Linked DNA regions of Homo sapiens: region 1 is linked to region 2. Evidence: chromatin loops called from intact Hi-C (ENCODE). Cell type or tissue: heart right ventricle. All regions are shown on one strand. Links, peaks and the distances in the headings refer to the core of each region. The heading gives the core; the rest is flanking DNA.

Region 1 (10,450 bases), core at 1,661-9,660, 58 kb before region 2:
AAATATTTTTCACATTCTTAAGCCTTTATTTTTGGTCTTAATTTTTATTTTGAGTCAGAATCTTGTTCTGTTACCCAGGTTGGAGTGCAGCGGCATGATCATGGCTCACTGCAGCCACAAACTCCCTGGCTCACGCAATCCTCCTGCCTCAGCCTGCCAAGTAGCTGGGACTATAGGCATGCGCCACCATGCTCAGCGAATGTTTTTACTTTTTGTAGAGATAGGGTCTCACTACTTTGCCCAGGCTGGTCTTAAACCCCTGGCCTCATACTATCTTAAGGTCTTGGCCTCCTAAATTGCTGGGATTACCAGTGCGAGCCACCGCACCCAGCCAAGCCTTTAAACATTCACTGTGATATTATGACTACCTAGCCCAGTTCTGGACTGTTTGATTTACGGGCTTATGGGTCTATATGCTTAACTGTGCATGATACTTACACGTACTGAATGAGGACATGTGTTCATTTTGATGCTACTAATGCTTACCACTATGTCTGCTGCATAATAGGTGATTTACAAATGATTGTTTATTCTGCACTCTTCTGGAAATTTAATATAATCTAGGTTGTAGCATTATGGAGCACAGACCAATCAACAGATTGAACTCACAAAAGGAATCTTTAATTGATGATTTGCCTTTCCTGTCATGAATTGAATTACTCAAAATACACATCTTATAATTTATGGAAAAGTAAGAAAAGTTCCAAGGTAAGAAAGGAAAAAACATACTTTGAAAATAAAAAGAACATCTGGTTGTTGTTTAGATTCTGTTTAGAATGTGAACAGTGATTTGGGTGCTTCTAATAAATAGTTAGGAGTCTACCTGTCAATGTCTTTTAACGTTATTTTTATTCCTTTTAGAGATGAGGTCTCACTGCCCAGGTCTGAGTGCAGTGGCATGATCCCAGCTCACTGCAGCCTCGAACTCCTGGGCTCAAGTGATCCTCCTGCCTCAGTCTCCTAAGTAGCTGGGACTACAGGTGAGCACCATCATGTCTGTCTCTTAATGCGTTTTTAAAAACAAAGGAAACAGATAAAACAGATTGGAGAACCAAACTACAGGAGGAAATAACTGATGACCAGCATGTTCACTTCAATTACTCGACATATGCATATATCTCTGAGCCCCAGTGCCTTGCTTTCCACAGAGCAGTAAGAATTATTTGAAGTACCGGTAAATTAGCCTTGTTAAGGAAATTCATGAAGAACTGGTGAAGTAGCTAGTCTGGCGGTGGGCATGGAAGGGAGGGAAGAATTCGACATGTTATTTCTCTTCTGCTAAAAACAGGGAGTGTTTGGGAGGCCAAGGCGGGTGGATCACCTGAGGTCAGGAGTTCGAGACCAGCCTGGCCATCATGGCAAAACCCCGTCTCTACTAAAAAATACAAAAATTAGCTGGGTGCGATGGCAGGTGCCTATAATCCCACCTACTCGGGAGGCTGAGGCAGGAGAATCGCTTGAACCTGGAAGGCGGAGGTTACAGTGAGCCGAGATTGTGCCACTGCACTCCAGCCTGGCAGACAGAGCAAGATTCTGTCTCAAACAAAACAAAACAAAACAAAAACAACAACAACCAAAAAAAAAAAAAAAACAGGGAGCGCTTAACCTAGAAAATACCAATGCATAAAATGAACTTCTCTGCCCTGATAATAAAGGGGGCAGGGGAATAAAAGCAGAAGAATTATCACATGATCTACTCAGTATTTTTTGACTGCTTTCAGTGATCTCAGTCTCCCCTTCCTCAGCACCCCGTCAGCACTGTAAGCACACCATGCACAGGACATGTTGCACTATGATTGTAATTAAGACACGGAGAGATATATCTCCCTATATCTCTAGCCCATTATAGAATGACTGGCACACAGTAAGCTCTCAGTAAATATGGAATATAAAATGAGTGGGTCAATGTGAAGATAAAATTTAAGAGCTATAAGATGAAGTGCAAGCACAACCATGTCCAAAATAAGGAAAAGTGAGAGCTCAATTAGATCTAGATTCTGGGCTGGGTCTAATGGGACAGGAAGGGGTAAAAAAGAGTGTTCAGTATGAATCTTCCATCCTTCATGAAGATGCTAAAGTCCTGACACTGAGTTATGCACACAGAGTTGGAATCTGGCCCTGGGGAAAACCAAAGGCTGACATATCCTTGTCTGGTCTGCTTACTTCGACTTCATTTTCTATTTCTGGTTATAGTGGTCCCAAGACACACGACCCAATGGAAGGAATATAGAACTGCAAGTTAAGAGACATAGGTTCTCCACTTAGCTTTGTCACAGTGACCTTGGACAAGACATTTCACCTCTCAGATCCTTAGCTGCCTCAACTATAAAATGAGAGGATTACACTAGATGAACTTTCAAGTTCCCTCCAGGGAAATTCTAGAATTGCATAGTTCCTCTCTCTGTCTAGATTCCATTCTCTTACAAGAATATTTTCTTAACAGCTACGATTTAGATGGAATTTGGATTTAGAAAATAAATACAGCATCTTAGCTGATGTTGAAGAAAAAATAGAGTCTGAATATACACAATGGGAGAAGGGAGATGTGAAGAGTCTCAGCACAGTGAAATTCATCATAGCAGATTGGGTCATGAAAAGGGGATTCCCATTTAGCTATCTACACATCTCCCGATGCTTGATGAAACCAAGAAAATTTGACAAGGTTTTTGGGCAACAAGAAAGCATGTTGTTGTGAAGGGACAAGAATTATTCATCCCATTTCATAGAAAGGAAAACTGAAGCCCAGGAAAGATAGATAACTCATTCAAGACCACACTGTGATGGCGAAGCCAACTTCCCACCCAATTATGTTGTCTGAATTTGTCAACAAAGAAATCACCACTGCTTCCAATGAGCATGGTGCCACAGCCCAATAAAACTGGGCAGCCCCAGAGCCAGCTTCAGTCTCATGACCTCTGCTGCAATCAGACCTGCTCAAAATTTCTGTAATGTTTATTGCTAGAAAAAGTAACTGCATGAATGACCCATAGAGGCTCTTTAGAAGATTTCCTGCGGTCAAGATGCTTTCGCTGGCCTTGGGTCAAGAAATCCGGTTTCCATTCCATTGTCTGTCACTTGAGGCTCTTGCATATTAATTTCCTTCTCTAGTCATCAAAAAACTTTTGAGAGAAACTTATAAAATGTAAAACGATCCCAGATCAATATATATGAAATATTATTCGAAGAGTTTTGTCTGGCGTTACCAATTATCTGAAGAAATTATTCTTATCTACTTTTTAAATCACACAAAGACACACACGCACACACATATATAATACATATAATTTATATTTAAATGTTTATAATAGTGTATATACACACACATAGACACTGTTCTTATAAAAATTATATATATGTGTATGTGTATGTATAATGTGTATGTGTGTATATATATGTCTATATGTATATGATAGATAAGTATGTATTTATATCTCTTCCAGTCTAGCTGGGAAATCTGTTTCACAATCAACTGCTGCTCTGTTCTCGGACTTGATATATAGCCAAGCAAGCCATTCTCGATTAACACTGCTCCCTCCTGGGGAAAGTCACAGAATAACTTTATTGATTTCTCTTTACCCTTCTCCACATTTCTCTGCTGAAATGTTGTCTTAACTCTTCAATGCAAAAGCAAAAGGAAGTGAAAATGAAAATAAAGAGCTTTGCTTCTTTAGGGCAATGTTAATTATATTTTTCTTACTTCCTAAACAAAATTTTCTTCAAACAACAGCATATCCATGAAGGATCTCTATATGGTAAAGAAAAGAGAGGATGACATACTTCCCATGGTTTCTAGACAGCAGATTTCTTTACGCTGAAACCTGTGCTTCACCCACAATGCTGGACTCAGAACTACACGAACCTAAGCGTATTCTCTTATGATTTGGCCAGCCATCTTTGAGAACCGCTAAGACAATTTGGCAAACAGTCCTTCCACTGTTTTCCAACACACTAGAATATAAGGAAAGTTTGTTTCTTGTCAGTTTTTTCTACCTCAAAAGATCCCAGGCATGATTAAGTTTTTGCCTTTTCTTTCTCTTTCTCTTTTCTTTCTTCTACAGAAAATTCTTTACTTTAACAGCTTCAGGATCACTGATGCAATTTAGGAGTTTCTCCGATGCAATTGAGAAATGCAAAAGGGAGGTTCTATAGGCAGGGTCTTTTCTGCCTGGAGCTTTTAAGATCACTGAGGAAAAATAACTCAGATTCTCACTCTTTCTCTCCTCCCAGCTTCTGAGCTGCCCTGCGGGCTCAGTTCTCACTGTGGGTAGGTATGGGTCAGGGTAGTGGAAAGAAAGCAGAGAAGGGGACACTAGAATAGCTTAAAGTAAAAGCTCTGAAACACCTTTTCCATTTCCTTTTCCTTTTTTCCCCACAGATTTAGTTCTACTCACTCTAATAACAGAGTTCATAAAAGATTACTGGAATTTCTATTTCTTTCAGTTCCACAGGTTTTTTTTTTTGTAAAGGGAAAGAAAGGTTAGACTTATTTACAACACAATGACAATCTCTGATTCTTCACTTTAAGCAAATAAAGACGCCTAGTGAAATAAATGGATTGTGTTATTTAAAATTGAAAGCTTATGTGAACCACCACTCAGAAACATGCTTAAAAAATACAGAAAGAAAATGAAAACCCTGTGACTACACAAGATTATTCTGATGCCAAATGCTGAGTGTACAACTAAGTAGAGTAATTGTTAATAATATGACAAGTACCTACTTCCAATGTACAAATGAAATACACTCAAAACTGCAAAGGACAGTGGCACTGTACGCTGCCCTAAGGTTTACCATCACATAGCTTTTTGTTTTTTCATGAATTTGCAAGATTTGTTTTAATTAAATGCCATTTACTTTTAACTAGCCAGTTTATCCTTTTTAAAAATTTTATTGTTTCTCTGCACAATTTGAACCAAATTTGGAAAAGTTATGGGTAAAAGTGGGTAGAAAAGACTGTTAAGAATTGGGTCTTATTGAAATCAAGTTTCCTTCTGTGTTGTGCAGCCTGAATAATGGGCGAAATCTGTCCTAATATCTTGCTGCATCTGTCCTAACTCACTCCTTTTACAGGGCCTCAGCAGAGGAATTGCATAACAATGTAACTTGTATCCTGGTTAAATAGGAAGGTCTCTGAAGCACATGTCCAGGAACATTCCGCTTCATGGCAGAGGAGCCAAGATTGTACCTTTTAAGAGAAAGCACTGTTTCCTTAGGCAACATAGGTTCTTTGTTGGAACCCAAGAGCGCCTCCAGTGGCAGGCGTGCTTTTGCCTCTGGATAAATGGAACTGCCAGAGGCTCGCTCTATCCATCCTGTGTAGAGCACACACTCAGATTCTAGGATCTCAAAGAAATGTATTTCCTGGCCCTCTATAGGCAACAAAGTCACCATAATTTGAAGCTATTATGGAAGAAAGTCCAAAATTTAACTTCCATTCGCTTTATTCAGCAAGTTTTTATAAGGCAGATCTCATATGGACTATGCTTTGCATAAGCACGGTGTTAGATGGGAAGAAAAAAGTGGTGGGATCCTTCCTCCTCTTCCTTTCTTCCCAGCTCCTGCTATTCATGGAATTTCCCTTGATTTCAAGTGGCTACTCACCAAAATCCTCAACTGAAAACAGCTTCCAAGGGGTCATGTACTTATTCAATTCTCTTCTCTCTTTTCTCCAAACACAACATCATCTGACCAAGGTTTGCATGCATAAGCATTGCTAATTAACGATAAGTCTCCACGATGTCCTCCTCTCAGTAAGTTTGACACACAGACCTCAGCGAAGCTGTATGTACTGCCTAAAAGTAGGAAAGATCTCCACGTTGATTTCTGAATTGTAAAAGGCAGGGATATGTTTTGGACTTCTTGTCCCTTACTGTGAACAGACCTAAGAGTACTTACTTTATTTTTTAGAAAGAACCCGGAGCTGCTGATGTCTGAGGGAGTCGTTTCAACAGAGACTAGAATATCGAGAGAGAAAATTGATCCAGCTCTCTTGTCTGGTGCTTATAAAACATGAAAGTATCACCCTCGCCATGGCAGACCACAGGGAATGATCAGTGTGAATTGTTAAGTCCTCTTCTCAGTGATGCTTGCAAGCAATTTCCCTGGGGAAGCAACAAGTTCCTGACCACAGTGTTGTACACAAATAAATAAACAAAATGCTATTACTTTTTGTTCTTCACATTGGGAAAAGTTCAGAAACATCTTGTTTCAATTGATGGGCTGGAATTACAGAAACATTTTAATTTTGTCTTTCCTTGCTAGTTCTGTGCCTGAGATGTATTGGTAAAATGGAACATGAGTCATATTTCTAATTGGGAAAAGCCTGGTAATCATGGGCAACCCAGATCTGGGTGACTTACAGAGTATTTTTGTGTTGAGAGAGAAAAGACACTAAAAGTAGAAGTTTCTTACTTAGCAGCAGCAGAGAGGCTATAAGATTGAATCTGGTGTTTCACATGGCCTGTATCATGGTATAATGAGAAGGAATGTGTCTTGCACAAATTAGCCTATAGACCTTTCTAATCAGGACCAATATGTGACATATACAAAGGCAAGATCAGCTGTAAGGAAGGATTCACTCCTTTACCACCAAGCCATGGAGACTGCTTGAGTCATCATGGCCTTGGTCTCTTGATTTCCCTTATGTTATTTGAGTAGAAACTCAGGCACCAATGATGCCCCCAGTTAACCATAACCATAATGGTAGCATCCAATACCATTTTTAAAAAAGTCAGGGTTGTAGACAAAAGACTGATGTAGACCAGTGGAGAAGACAAGAGGGAGTTATGCAGCCTACTCTGAGAGCAAAGTCTGGTTTGGATCTTCTCTGCTACTTTTGTACATTTCATGCTAGAGGCAGAACAAGTATCCAGGGAACACTTTGGAACTTTCCTAAATTTACAGAGGGGCCTGTAACATTCAATTAGGGGGAACACAGAATGTTCTACTCTAGCAAAATTTATAGGTAGTATAAGAAATTCCATCAAGTGTCTTGTGGAAAACTGAATGCATAAAAGTAAGGATGTGGATAATGGGATCATTCAATATAGATTTCAAACCAAAGTCCGCTGCTTAATAACTCTGAACTTGGGCAGAGTACTTAACCTTACTGAACATCAGATTCTTTATTTGTAAAATGGGGACCATAATATCTTCTTTGCTCAATTATTTGGGGGATTAATGAGGGAAGGAATATAAATTATCACAAGATCTGGTATATAGTAAGAACTTTGCAATGTTTTTTTCCTCTCTTTATTGATGAATGCTTTCCAGATTTCTATTTGGCCTCTTCTCTTTGAGTTTATAGAATACTAATTTTCTGTACTTTGTGGCAAATCTATTCAATTTAACAGTTTTTAAAATTTATTATAATGTGAGACATGGAATATGAAGAATAAATAATGCATACCATTTTTATAAAAGAGACTCATAATCTACTGAGAAAGCTAGAAACATGCTGGGTCACTATACATTAGACAAGGTTAAGTGGAATAATTTGGTTATTTAAACATTTGGGAGAAGGGGTGATCTAATTATATACCAGGCACCATACAAGGTGGCAAAGACCCAAAGATGTATAAGATGCAATTATTGAACTCCAGGGCCCTTAATTTTTTTTCTTTTTCTTTTTTTTTTCTTCTTCTGGTTTTTTTTGTTTGTTTTGTTTTGTTTTGTTTTGTTTTTTATACAAGAGTCTTGCTCTTGTTACCCAGGCTGGAGGTCAGTGGCGCAACCTCAGCTCACTGCAACCTCTGCTTCCCGGGTTCAAGTGATTCTCCTGCCTCAGCCTCCTGAGTAGCTGGGATTACAGGCACCCGCCACCATGCCCAGCTAATTTGTGTATTTTTAGTAGAGACAAGGTTTTACCATGTTGGCCAGGCTGGTCTTGAACTCCTGATCTCAGGTGATCCACCTGCCACGGCCTCCCAAAGTGCAAGGATTACAAGTGTGAGCCACCACGCCCAGCCTAGGCCCTTAATTTAGTACAGGAAGAGACATGTGAACAAACTTCAACAGAAGATGGAGAGAACAAATGATACTGAGTAAAGAAGTAACTCGAAGGACAAGAAATCACTTTTGTTGGTAGTGTCAGGGAAGGTTTCACAGAGGAGAAAATATCTAGGCTAGATATACAAAAATAACTAGGTTAGTAACTTAGATAAAATGGACAAATTCACTGAAAAATACAACCTACTAAAACTGACACAGATATAACAGAAAACCTAAATAGCACTATATTTATTAGGGTAATTCAATTCATTATCTAGACCTTTCCACACAGAAAATTTTAGCTTCAAATGGTATCACTGGTGATTTGAATCAAAATATTCAAGTACAAAATGACACTAGTCTTATAAAATTCTTCAAAAAATAGAGGAACAGGGAATTCTTGACAACTTATTTTTTTTTTATCAAATCAGGCAAAAAAGTTACATAACAATTATAAACCAATATTCTGCATAAGCATAGAGGCAAAAATCCTTAACAAGATTTTAATCAAATCTAACAACATACAAAAAATACATCCTGGCCGGGTGCAGTGGCTCACGCCTGTAATCCCAGCACTTTGGGAGGCCAGGGTGGGCAGATCACAAGCTCAGGAGTTCGAGACCAGCCTGGCCAACATGGTGAAACCCCATCTCTACTAAAAATACAAAAATTAGCCGGGCATGGTGGCGCATGCCTGTAGTCCCAGCTACTCGGGAGGCTGAGGCAGTAGAATTGCTTGAACCCGGGAAGCAGAGGTTGCAGTGAGCTGAGATCACACCACTGCACTCCAGCCTGGGCGACAGATCAAGACTCTGTCTCAATAAAAAATAAAAAAGAAAAAAGAAATACAGCCTGACCAACTAGGGTTTATTCCAGGAATGTAATTTTGGTTTGATATTCAAAAATCAATCAACATACTTGATATTATCAATAAAATAAATGAGAAAACGTATATCATTATTTCAATACATGAAGAAAAACTTTGATAAAATTCAACATCTATTGATGATTTATAAATAAAAAACCCACCTCTCAGCGTATCAGGAACAGAGAGGAATTTTCTCAATCTGATAAAGAACATTCTACAAAAAAATATATTGTTATCTTCATACTTAATGGTGAACTATAATATAATTTTCCCCTAAGATTGAGAACCAAGCAAAGACACCTGCTCTTACCACTTCTATTCAGCATTGCTCTGGCTATCTTAGTCATTGTAACGAAGCAAAAAAAAAAAAAAAAAAAAAAGAGAAAAGCATAAATAGAAAAAGAAGTAAAACTGCCTCTATTTGTAAGCAGCATAATTGTTCATGTAACCAGAACATCTTAAGGGAATCTACATAACAATGACTAGAGCTACTAACTGCATTTAGTAAAATACCAAAATACAGGATTAATACACACAAGTCAATTATATTTTTAAATACTAACAGCAAATAAAGGGAAATAAAATTTAAAAATCCACTTATTAAAAAACATAAAACACTCAGAAATAAATTTTCAAAAATATTAATGTAGTGAGTTGCATTGGGTCCCCCAAAAGATATGTCTACCTGGAACTTAGAATGTGATCTTTTTTTGGGAATAAAATGTTTTTGCACATGTAATTAAGGTAAAGGTCTTATCTTGAATAAGGATGGGCCCTAAATCTAATGACACTGTTCGTATAGGAGACAGAAAAGGAGACACTGAAACGCAGAAGAAGAAGATCATGTGAGCATGTGAAGCGAGAGGCAAAGATTGTAGTGATGTGCCTACAAGCTGAGGAATGTCAAGGATTGCTGACAACACCCGAAGTTAGGAGAGAGGCACGGAATAGATTCTCCCTCAGAGCTTCCAGAAAGAATCAGCCCAGCCCACACTTTGATTTCGGACTTTTGGCTTCTTAAACTAAGGAATAAATTTCTGTTGTTTTTAAACAACCCATATTGTAGTAATTTGTTACAATAGCCCTAAGGAACTAATAAAATGTATAAGACCTTTGCAGTGAAAATGTCAAACTGTTGCTGGGGGAAGTTTTAAAAGGTCTGAAGAAATGCAGAGATATACCAGGCTCATAGACTGAAAGACTCCAGTATTATTAAGATGTTAATTCTTCTCACATTGGGCCATAAATTCAAAGCAATCCCAATCAAAATTTCAGCATATATTTTTGCTGTTGTTGAAGAAATGGACAAGTTAATTCTAAAATTTGCATGGAAACACAGTTTCCAGAATTTTCAAAGTAATTCAAAAAGAATGGAGGATTTATACTACTTTATTGCAAGATTCACTATATAGGCACAATAACAAAGACAGCGTGGTGTTAAAGAGAGAATAGACAAGCAGATCAATGGAACAGAAAAGAGTCGAAAATAGACCCACACTTACGTGGTCAATGGATTTTTTTTTTTGGACAAAAATGCCAAGGAAACTCAATGGGGGTGGAGGGAAGTCATTTCAACAAATGGTGTTAGAACAA
Region 2 (10,450 bases), core at 716-8,715:
AGTGATTTTGGGCTAATGAATTACTAGGGTCTAGAACCCTGTCTAACACACAGCAAGTACCAAATATGCACTAAATGAACACAAGATTGGATGCTTCTAGCTATTTTAAAAGTGGGAACAGACTTTAAAAAAAAGGTTAATAGAGTATGGATAGTAGAGACGGTGGGGCTAAACTCTAAAATTCACTGGAAATCTTAGGTCACGGTTAAACAAGACATCTGGAAATAAGCTAGTCTACCAATAACCTAGATTGCTGATGCTATTTAAACATTTGTCATAATTCTAGTAAACTCACCGCTATGGTTTGAATGTGTCCTCTCCAAAATTCAGGTGTTGCCAATATGGTAGTATTAAGAGGTAGGGCCTTTAAGAGGTGGTTAGACCATGAAGGGTCCTCTCTCATGAATGGGGTTAAGGCCCTTATAAAAGAGACTTCACGCATCATTCTGCCATGTGGGGACACAGAGGAGGCTGTACCCCTCTGGAGGATGTAGCCTTCACCAGACAACAGAACCCACCAGCACCTTGATCTTGGACCTCCCAGCCTCCAGAAATAGGAAAAATAAATTTCAATTTTTTACAAACTACCCAGTCTGTGGTATTCTGTCATAGCAGCACAAAGAGGCTAAGACACTCAGGTTCTGTCACCTCAACAATACCAAGCTTTTCCTTGAAAAAGTTTCTAAGGGAGAGAGTTAAAATTCCTTAAGTGACAGCCACCATCTTCAGAATTCTTTGGGCCTAAAAAATAGAGTACTAAGAGCCTTTAGATGTGGTTTCCGACTTTCTTACTGTCCCTCTCCTTCCATATTACTCTCTCACTCTCATGTCTCCCACTCATACTCACTCTCATTTTCACCTCTGAGTTAGACATCTTGGCCTGCACCTTCCTTAGACGCAGTCTCACACATTTCTTGTTCACTGCCATGTGCCCATCCCTGGCATACTTTCGGGCATACAGAAGTACACAAAAAATAGTTGTTAAATAAATTACATATTAGCTGAACAAGTCAGGGAGATTTCACATCAGGTAGAAAATCTCATTGTTTTATCTCTAAAAGTATCCCAAGTCATTTGTACTATACTCCACTGTTTCTTTTTGCTAGGCATATATTATGCATTTCATGTACTTATTTGTTCACTAGCCTATGGACTGTGAGAGCCTCATGAATGAGGAAAATATCTTCCTCCTCTGCATCCTCCCACAAAGAGCCACTTCAAGGCTCCACCCACAGTGGTTTGTGATTCACCAAGCATGGCTGACTGACTCAGAACCAACATGATACTTGCAGCCCACTCTGGACCTTCCATGGGAGAAGGGACCACATCTCACTCATCCTGGCACTTAGTCCAGTGCCTGACACACTAAAGACACCCAGTAAATATTGACTGAGGAAGAGAGAGAAGCAGTATGAGTGAATAATACTAAAAAAATCCAAATGTTTCAGCAAAGCCAAACATGAAGCAAAATAAACTAGTGTGCTTCTTCCATTCATTGTATCCTGCATTCATTCAACAAGTATCTACTGAATGACTAGTTTGTGCCAACCATTGTGCTTGGCACCAGTGACTTGCAGATGAATTATATATGAGTGAGAAAACAGGTCTGCATGGAATTTCCACTCTAGCGAGGAAGGTGGATGATACACAAATAATTGCATGTGTGCTAGCATTGTCCATGGGCAATGAGAAAGTACATCTCAGCCAGGTGCGGTGCCTCAAGGCTGTAATCTCAGCCCTTTGGGAGGCTGAACAGGTGGATCATGAGGTCAGCAGATCGAGACCATCCTGGCCAACATGGTGAAACCCCATCTCTACTAAAATATAAAAAATTAGCTGTGCGTGGGGGCCTACGCCTGTAGTCCCAGCTACTTGGGAGGCTGAGGCAGGGGAATCGCTTGAACCAGAAAGGTAGAGGTTGCAGTGAGCTGAGATAGTGCCATTGCACTCCAGCCTGGCAAAGAACAAGATCCCGTCTCAAATAAAAAAAAAAGAAAAGAGAAAGTACTTCTCTTGTAGAAGTGTTGAGGAAGCACAAAGGAGGCAGGTGAGCAGGGAGAGATGAGGAAAGGAGGAAAGAGGAGACTAAAAATTCTTCAACAAAATTCATCTGCCTCTGCAACAAGGAACTTCTTTTTTTTATTTTATTATTATTATACTTTAAGTTTTAGGGTACATGTGCATAATGTGCAGGTTAGTTACATATGTATACATGTGCCATGCTGGTGTGCTGCACGCATTAACTCGTCATTTCGCATTAGGTATATCTCCCAATGCTATCCCTCCCCTCTCCCCCCACCCCACAACAGCCCCCAGAGTGTGATGTTCCCCTTCCTGTGTCCACGTGTTCTCATTCTTCAATTCCCACCTATGAGTGAGAACATGCAGTGTTTGGTTTTTTGTTCTTACGATAGTTTACTGAGAATGATGATTTCCAATTTCATCCATGTCCCTACAAAGGACATGAACTCATCATTTTTTATGGCTGCATAGTATTCTATGGTGTATATGTGCCATATTTTCTTAATCCAGTCTACCATTTTTGGACATTTGGGTTGGTTCCAAGTCTTTGCTATTGTGAATAGTGCCGCAATAAACATATGTGTGCATGTGTCTTTATAGCAGAACTTCTTATAAAGACAAATGTGCTCAGTACATCAGTCACTCCTTAAACTTATGGCTTAGTGTGACGGCAAATTGTGATATAGCAAACAGATATATTTTATGCATTAGCAATATTGACATGCATCAGCCAAAAAAACCCAACATTCCCATTTGATTGACTCATTTGACAGATTCAAATGCCTGTGCTCAAGTGTAGTCTGGGCTCCCTGACCTTGGTACTAACACACGAGATGTTTCAGTATGTTTCAGCAAGTTGTTAGAAGTGGTCAGATTTTGTTTAACTTAGTTTTCACAGAGATATCTGTTGCCTTGCACTTGGCAGTCAGTGTAGTATTTTTCACCAGGGATTCAATCTCAGTGGGAAAGAGTAGCAGGGATAGAGGATGAGGAGGAAAGGCATCTGGGAAATTTTCAAGGTAGAAGCACAGGAATTTAAACACTAAATAAACTACTTGAAAAAGGAACCCAGAAGTGAGTTACAACATTGTTTTAGAATAAACTCAAGCTCAAGTGCAACTACTTTAAACATCAAGATGAATAAAAGGAAAACCAAGGAGTTCCAGTATTTGGCCATACACAACCCTTTGATCTGGCTCTGACAAATCGTCTCTGTTCCAGATTTTTACCTCCCATAACCATACTGGCCTGCCCTATACCAGAAGTGAAGTCATGGACCCTGATCTCTAACATAGGACCTTTGTATTTGCATTAGCAGGAAAGATGGGGGAAGACTCAAGCTTACATATGTGGAGAAAAAATGAGTGTCCCCCTGTATTGGCCTGTATACAAAAGGAGTGCATGGAAGCAAGAAAATAAATCTTCAAACAGAATATTTCTTATCACCAAGCATGTCCTTTTATCCAGGTTCTCAGAATTTTCTTTTGGTCCTAAGGAGTTACCATGTAGAAATACAGAGGCAGACAGCCAAGGGCTGCAAACAGTCCTACCACCTAGGTGGAAGCTCTGGATAAGTTGCTTAACTTCCTCATAATCAGTTTTTTCCATCTAAGACATGTTGAGTTGGAGAGTACATAAAGTCACCTGGCACCTATAGATGTCTAATAAATATGGATTACTTTTTCTCATTCCCTAACAGAAATACCAGGTAAGAACCAAGGTTGCGTTTGCTTAAATGTTTTTGTAAAACAAGGAGGGTTAATGAGCAGTATAAGCAAGGATACGAGGAACACACCTGAAATACAGTATTGAGTAACCGAAGGTGAATACAGGACTCTTAGAGCAATACAGGAAAGAAAAACGGCACTGTTCCTTTGGGAGATAAATTCTTTGTTTCATTCTCTTTTGCTCTTGTGACCTTCCTGTTTCTATGGTCCTTGCACATGCCCACTTGCTTCTGAATGCCCCAATGCCCAAGGCTCAGTGACACCTCATGAAGAATTTGGCTGCTGTAGGGAGCTATATCCCAGCCACGCTGCTATCCTTCCACCCTAACTTCTCAGGCGAGTCCTCCCACTGGGACAACAGGCTCTTGAAACTTCTTGCAGCACATGCTGTTGCCCTTACTTGGTTGGACGCCCCTGAGTCAGGCAGGCCCATACCATTCTAATTTTGCTTGTTATTTCTTTTATGAAATCCAAGATTGAGATAAAGAGGGAAGGGTGCACATCCACAAGACTGCTGTGGCCTCCTAAAGAATTGTTCTATCTGAACGAATGTAATGAGAAAACTGCTAAGAAACTAAATGGCAATTCACACACTCACAAAGGTTCACTCAAAAGTCTTACATCCATAGTCTGTAAAATTTCTATTTGTCATAGAAAACAAACATAGAAGGCACTTTCTTTTAGTGGTTTTTCAGTTAACTGAGCTTCCAAAATATTATGTTCATCAACACGTTACACAGAGGACTATTGTATTTTCCTTATGGGCATAACATAAATAAAATATAAATAATAAGTTATTTACATTGTAATATAAATATCCATCTAACAAACATTTATTTTGTTTGTTTTTATTATTATTATTATAACCTTCTGTGGTTAAGCAATGAGCTAGATGAACAGAAATGCATACATGGAAGAAATTTTTATATTCTCTTGAATAGTATTTATTGATATAGTTTAGATACAGATTTCATGAATATACAGTGAAATATCCTGCCACATTTTTCAAGTGCATCACATTTAGCTTTCATAATATTTTTATAAACATAACATTTTCACCCTTAGTGCATTCTTTCTTCAAATTATTTTTGGCCAATCCCACCAAACTGCCATCTCTAGCTTTAAAAAAAAAAAGTGGGATTCCCCATTTAAGATGATGCTACACTTGCTATGGAAATATTGATTCTAAAAAGAAGGACTGAGATCAGGTAGTGTTGGACTCAAATGCCAAATAGAAGAGAAGCACATTAACGCCAGGATGATGAGTGTCCTCACATAAGGCCATCCTTTCTTATAGTTTCCAAGGTAAGTCATGTTTGCAGGGGTCTTTGGAGAGAAGAATGAGGAATAAGAATAAGAATGGAGAAGAGAAAGACAAGTAAGGTAGGAAAAATGTCTGTAGCTAAAATACACATTACATATCATTAATAAATTTTAAAAATTATTAAAACATGTTCATTTCAAAGAAAAGTAACACTTGTTAATAGGGTGCTGGGAGTCTAACACGAATTATTATTTGCCCATAGGAAGTAGGCTTAAAGATGAGAATATGGCATCTCAGAATATGAGATAACATATTCTCAAAGTGGTGATTAAATCATATATTACTGCTCAGTCTTAAAAAAAAAAATGAAATCATGTCTTTTGCAGCAACATGGATGGAACCGAATGCCATTGTCCTAAGGGAAATAACCTCGAACTAGAAAGTCAAATACCACATATTCTCATTTATAAGTGGGAGCTAAGCAATGGGCACACACAGACATACAGAGTGGAAAAATAGACATTGGAGACTCCAAAAGGTGGGAGAGTGGGAGAAGAGTGACGGTTGAAAAATTCCCTGTTAAGTACAATGTTCACTATTTGGGTGATGGGTTCACCAAAAGCCCAGACTTTACCACTGTGCAATAGATGCATGTAAGAAATTTGCACTTATACCCCCTAAATCTGTAAAAACACTTTAAAAGAGTTGTGGTTAAAATATGTTGATACTTATGAGGAATCTCATAATGACTCAGTGAATAGACAAAGGCAGGAAAAAGTTAAAAATGCAGAAGGGAAGAAGACACACGGCACTGGCCATCAGTCCACATGCTCTGGGGACATGAGTTCCATGGGGCTCCCACCACTATTAGCTACTGGTTTTTGAATACTTCTCAAATGCCCGGTGCATTGCACGATTTACATATATTCTCATTTAATTCTCAATGGCATAATGAGGTGGGTAATATTTTCCCCATTTTAATCAATTTTCTAAATAAGGATGTGAGACATAGAGAAGTGGCATGTCTAAGCTCACATACTCAGGAAAGGTAGAGGCAGGGTCTAAGCCAGGACCCAAGCTTGCCTTGTGTTGCTTACCTCTGATCAGTTTCAATCCAAAATTCAAAGTGGGAAATCTAGTTGTAAGGAAACAAGGGTTGCTTCAGAATATTTTCTCCATCTACAGTAGTGACTCTTATTATTCATTGGGTCTCAGACTCCTATAACAATTTTATAAAAGTGGTAGACCCTCTCCTTAGAGAGAGGCATATATGTTCATAATTGTGTGCATGTGTACTTTTCAGGGATTTCAAAACTCTTCAAAACCAAGGCTAAGAAACTGCGAACTAAAAGTTGCCACTAAAAAGGGACCTAGATCACAGATAGAACCTGACCGGGATGAGTGCACAGAAATGTCTCCTTGGCCAACCCAACCCAGTTGGTGCAAATCCTCTAGTGTAAGCAACTCTTTACAAGCATAGAATTGACCCTTAATAGGACTAGTCATGATGGACAGAGATCCCCAATGATAAAGGTATTCACAAAGAACACAGGTTACAACCCAATTCTTGAGGGACCCTTGAGTGAGCCAGATGCAGTGTGCAAGGGAGAAGGAAGAACGTTGCTAGAATGAATGTCAACTTTACAGTTGGGCTGTGCCTCTTGGTCATGACCTTGAGGCTCGGAGAATTGGCTCAGACAGTTCTGAACAGAGTAGCCATTTTACAGACAGCCCACAGCCCAGCAGGTCACCGCTCTCTAACTCTGCCATCATGACACCGCCATCTGCAGCCACTGAGCTGAGATTTCTCAAGACCAAATTTATCACGCCCGAGATTCCATTCTTACATAAGAATCACCTGTTGCTGATGCATAAATTTCGGCACCTAGCAGAGCCAAGGGTAATCAGGATTTAAAAGGAAGAGGCCTGAATAAATTCAAGCAGATTTCCTCTCTGTGGGACTGAGTCTTGAAAAACCTTTGTGCCCTCATCTGCCCCTCAACAGAGACTGTCATTTTTCTACTTTCTGTCTGCATCACTATTGTCGAGGGAATGATGCTCTCAGAGCCACAGGCAATCTGTCTTCTTGGAGGTTCTGTTCCAGCTCTGACCTCGGTTTGTTGCAGTTTATGTCTCTTCTCACAAGTTTCAGCTTGCTCTCATCACCAGCTAAATTAACCATAAAGCAAAACCTTGACTCACATTACTGAAGCCTCAGAGAAATTGGTAGAAGCCCGGAGTGATGCATCACTATATCAAATAAAGCACTTTGGATCAATGAGAAGATTCCCTTGTCTTGAAACCTTGGAATGAATGTACAGGTGTGCTAGATGACAGCAAAGAAAATGCCATTTGAAAGCATTGGAAGGAAGGAGAGTTGTCTAAGAAGTGGTGGGATAGGGACAACACTGGATGGTGGGAAGCATCTAGGAAGGAGGGTATTTCCGAAACTAAAAAAGGGCCAAGGCCAAGAAAATCACCTACAGTTCTATTCAGTGAAATGTGGGGAAATTAAATTAGGGTTAACAAATATCTGAGAAGGTCTGCATCTGTGACCTTGGGCAAATAGTTTCCTTCTCTGGGTTTCCATCTGTAAAATGCAGGAACAGAATGGAGGCTTCTTCCAGCACTAGCATGCCAGGATGGAAGGTAGAAGAAAAGGCCTTTGAAGCCAACATAATTACTCCTCTGTCCAGAGAAATATAAACAACAATAACTCCAACAGCCTTCAGCTCTGCTTTTGAATGAGTTCTTTGCTTCTGCCTGAGAGGTAAAGTAGTTCATTCCTTGGGGAAAAGTTGAATGTGGAATGCTAGGCCATGCCCTTCTCACTTTGGTTTCATTATGTTATTTCGAATTATTAATACAAAGAACATTCAATGTAAGTTAACAAGGCTTTACTGAGTACCATGTATCCAGGCCTGCAGTTGGTCCTCTAGGGTAGATGAAGAAAGAGTGTGGGACAAGTTCAGGGTCTTCAATTCCCTTAATCTCCCTTAACAGAGGTTTGCATGTCCCATTTCAAAAGCCAAGCACAAAATCAGCAAAAATGAGGCTAATTGTTTAAATACATCTTACTTCTCTGTATTTACATAAGCAATTGAATTGAATGAAATTTGCTAATTTTGATGCTCTTACTAATACATACTGCATATGTGTTTCGTATCTTTGTTGTGTATGTCTATGAGAAGCCTCACTTTGGCATTTATAGGGTGTGCATTGGCTTGATTCTAGTCAGATGCCTCTGGGTGAAACAGAAATAAAAGTCAATCAACAAACTTTTGACTTTTCAAGCAAACACATGCTTATACATTTTGAAGTTCCACTGAAGTGCAATCTCTGTATGACGTGAAAGCAAACTAAATGAATCATTTTGTGGAAACTACTCTAATTCCTGAGTATGCACATTGGTTAATATTTTTGCATATCTCTGGAACACCAATGCTGCTTCATATTAATTACTGGCAATGTACTATTATTCTTTAATGAGTACTTATTTTTTGATACCAAGTAGATGATCAATTATGACACCTTCCTCAGACTCTTGTCTTCCTTTGAGGTTTTCTAAAACCAATCAATCAATTTGTTGTAAATGGCAATCACATCCAAAATATGCCTTGGGTACAAAACAGAACTTTTCAAGAAGTTAAGATGATCCAAATGAGGTTTTTCCAATGCAAATTATCGTCATGACCACCTGAAAGTACTTTTCTTAAATGTTCTCTATAAATACTCCTGTGTACTTTCAATTACATGTATGTAAACACGTAAGGATGATATAAACCATGATTCCAGTTACATATTTCTAAGCACCAAGAATGAGGCACCAAGAATTAAGGTGCATTATTCTTACTTAAGAACTAATGTACTATAATATACCATATTGCTATGTTTTTCTTCCAATACCCCAAAGCACTATTTTTGGAACTTGGGTGTTCAGAATTGAGCTGATTATTATATTCTTCGGTTCATGAAATGTCAAAGCACTTTTATTCTGCTGCCCGTATGGTGAACACAGTAAGAAAAGAGAGGCAGGTATTTAGGGTGACCAACTATCCTAGTTTTCCCCAGGACTGAGAGGCTTTTGGGACATAGCACTTGCCATGGGAGTGGCCAAGGCAAATAAGGGACAAGTTGGCCATCCTGCAGGTATTATCATTCCCGTTTATAATTGGAGAAACAAACGTACAGAGAAGCAGAATGTGTTGCCCAGCTTACCCAGGAAGTGAGAAGCAGATGTGGGACTGAGTCCTATGTGTTCTAACGACAGCCAGTTCACAACTACACAGATCAGTACTACTTCTTCTGCACCTTACTTTCTCCTTGAACTTTAAGAAAACCCACGTTGTCTTTGCCTTTTTGTGTGCTACCCTTCCAAAAGTGCTAGGTTGAATACCATGGGCAGTACTGAATGGGGCCCTTTGTCTATGCTGCAAATTACTCAGGAGAAACAACATTGCCACTTTGTGTTTTAGAGAGAGGAATGAGACGTTATAATTATCACAGCGCTCTAAAGCAGAGGAAGCACTAGTACAAGTTCTGTCTACCCACCAATTATCTGTTAAGACCACTAAGATATCTGGTCTTGACTGGGCCAGATGTATAATTTCATGAAACAAATCAACCTAAATGAACCTCAGGAAAAATGGCCAGGTAACCACCTTTTGAACCACTATACGCTGACAGCTAACATTTACTGAAGGCTTACAGTGTGCTGGGCGCTGTGCTTAGAGCTTTATAGGGATTAATTCAATTAAGGCTCACAACAATAATTCCATGAATTTGCAATTATTGTTCCCATTTCACATGTAAGAAAAAGGAGGCTGAGAGAGGTTAAGTAATTCACCAAAGCCCACACAGCTGATACAGGTTGGAACTTGGATTTAACCCCAAGCAGTCTGACTCCAAAACAAGTGCTTTTAGCCACCCAGTACATCACTTTTAATAAAAACAACCAAACAATGTTTAATCTGTCCAAACAGTGTTCTGACTTCCAATCACTGAGGCAGTTTATTAGGGTAGATCCAAAACTAGCTAGACTGCAAATTACTGTGAAGCAAAGCAGGTATGTCTGTCTACCTGTTTAGGTCAAAAGGTATGAGGCTTTCTGGTCATAGGCATTAAAGGATCTGAAGGGAGAAATTTTAATCTGTTGATTAATTTAGGAGATTAACTGCCCTGCCAAGCTGCTGTCATGTCTTCAGTACCTCTATTTCCTTCTCTGAAAAATGTAAATAATACATCCTGAGCTTCTATAAGAAATGACGGTGTAAAACAACAGAAAGCACTAAGCAAACTGTAAAGTGCTTTAAAACAATTATTTCATATGTTAAGCAGCTTACAAAATAGCAATTTCTTCAAATGCCCTTGCAAAGCAAATGAGACACAGCTGCTAAAATGCTCTGCAAAGAGGCGGAAATCCAGCTCTTTAAAATGT

The links. Hi-C counts contacts between places; a loop is a spot of excess contacts. Peaks named below come from ENCODE experiments on the same cell type or tissue, not always from the same donor. Only the 100,000 strongest peaks of a DNase experiment are listed, where the experiment ranks them.
Region 1: a loop joins it to region 2, with 2.0 times the contacts of the local background. A loop is called at or near these places in 7 of 110 quality-filtered maps.

What each region holds. Positions count from the first base shown.
Region 1 is chr11:122,110,532-122,120,981 of GRCh38, forward strand. It overlaps BLID (BH3-like motif containing, cell death inducer), which reads right to left and starts at 5,684. Exons shown (of 1, transcript NM_001001786.3): 1 at 4,809-5,684. The coding sequence starts at 5,391. The coding sequence ends at 5,065. The region is part of intron 4 of MIR100HG (mir-100-let-7a-2-mir-125b-1 cluster host gene); the gene reads right to left. In heart right ventricle, for the core only: a CTCF peak has its summit at 5,258; a DNase peak (open chromatin) is centred at 5,249.
Region 2 is chr11:122,169,689-122,180,138 of GRCh38, forward strand. All of the region lies in intron 3 of MIR100HG (mir-100-let-7a-2-mir-125b-1 cluster host gene), which reads right to left. Among named protein-coding and RNA genes, the nearest start is that of MIR100, 23 kb to the left of the region's middle. RefSeq lists an enhancer at 10,439-10,450. In heart right ventricle, for the core only: no CTCF peak of the experiment used is centred there; no DNase peak of the experiment used is centred there.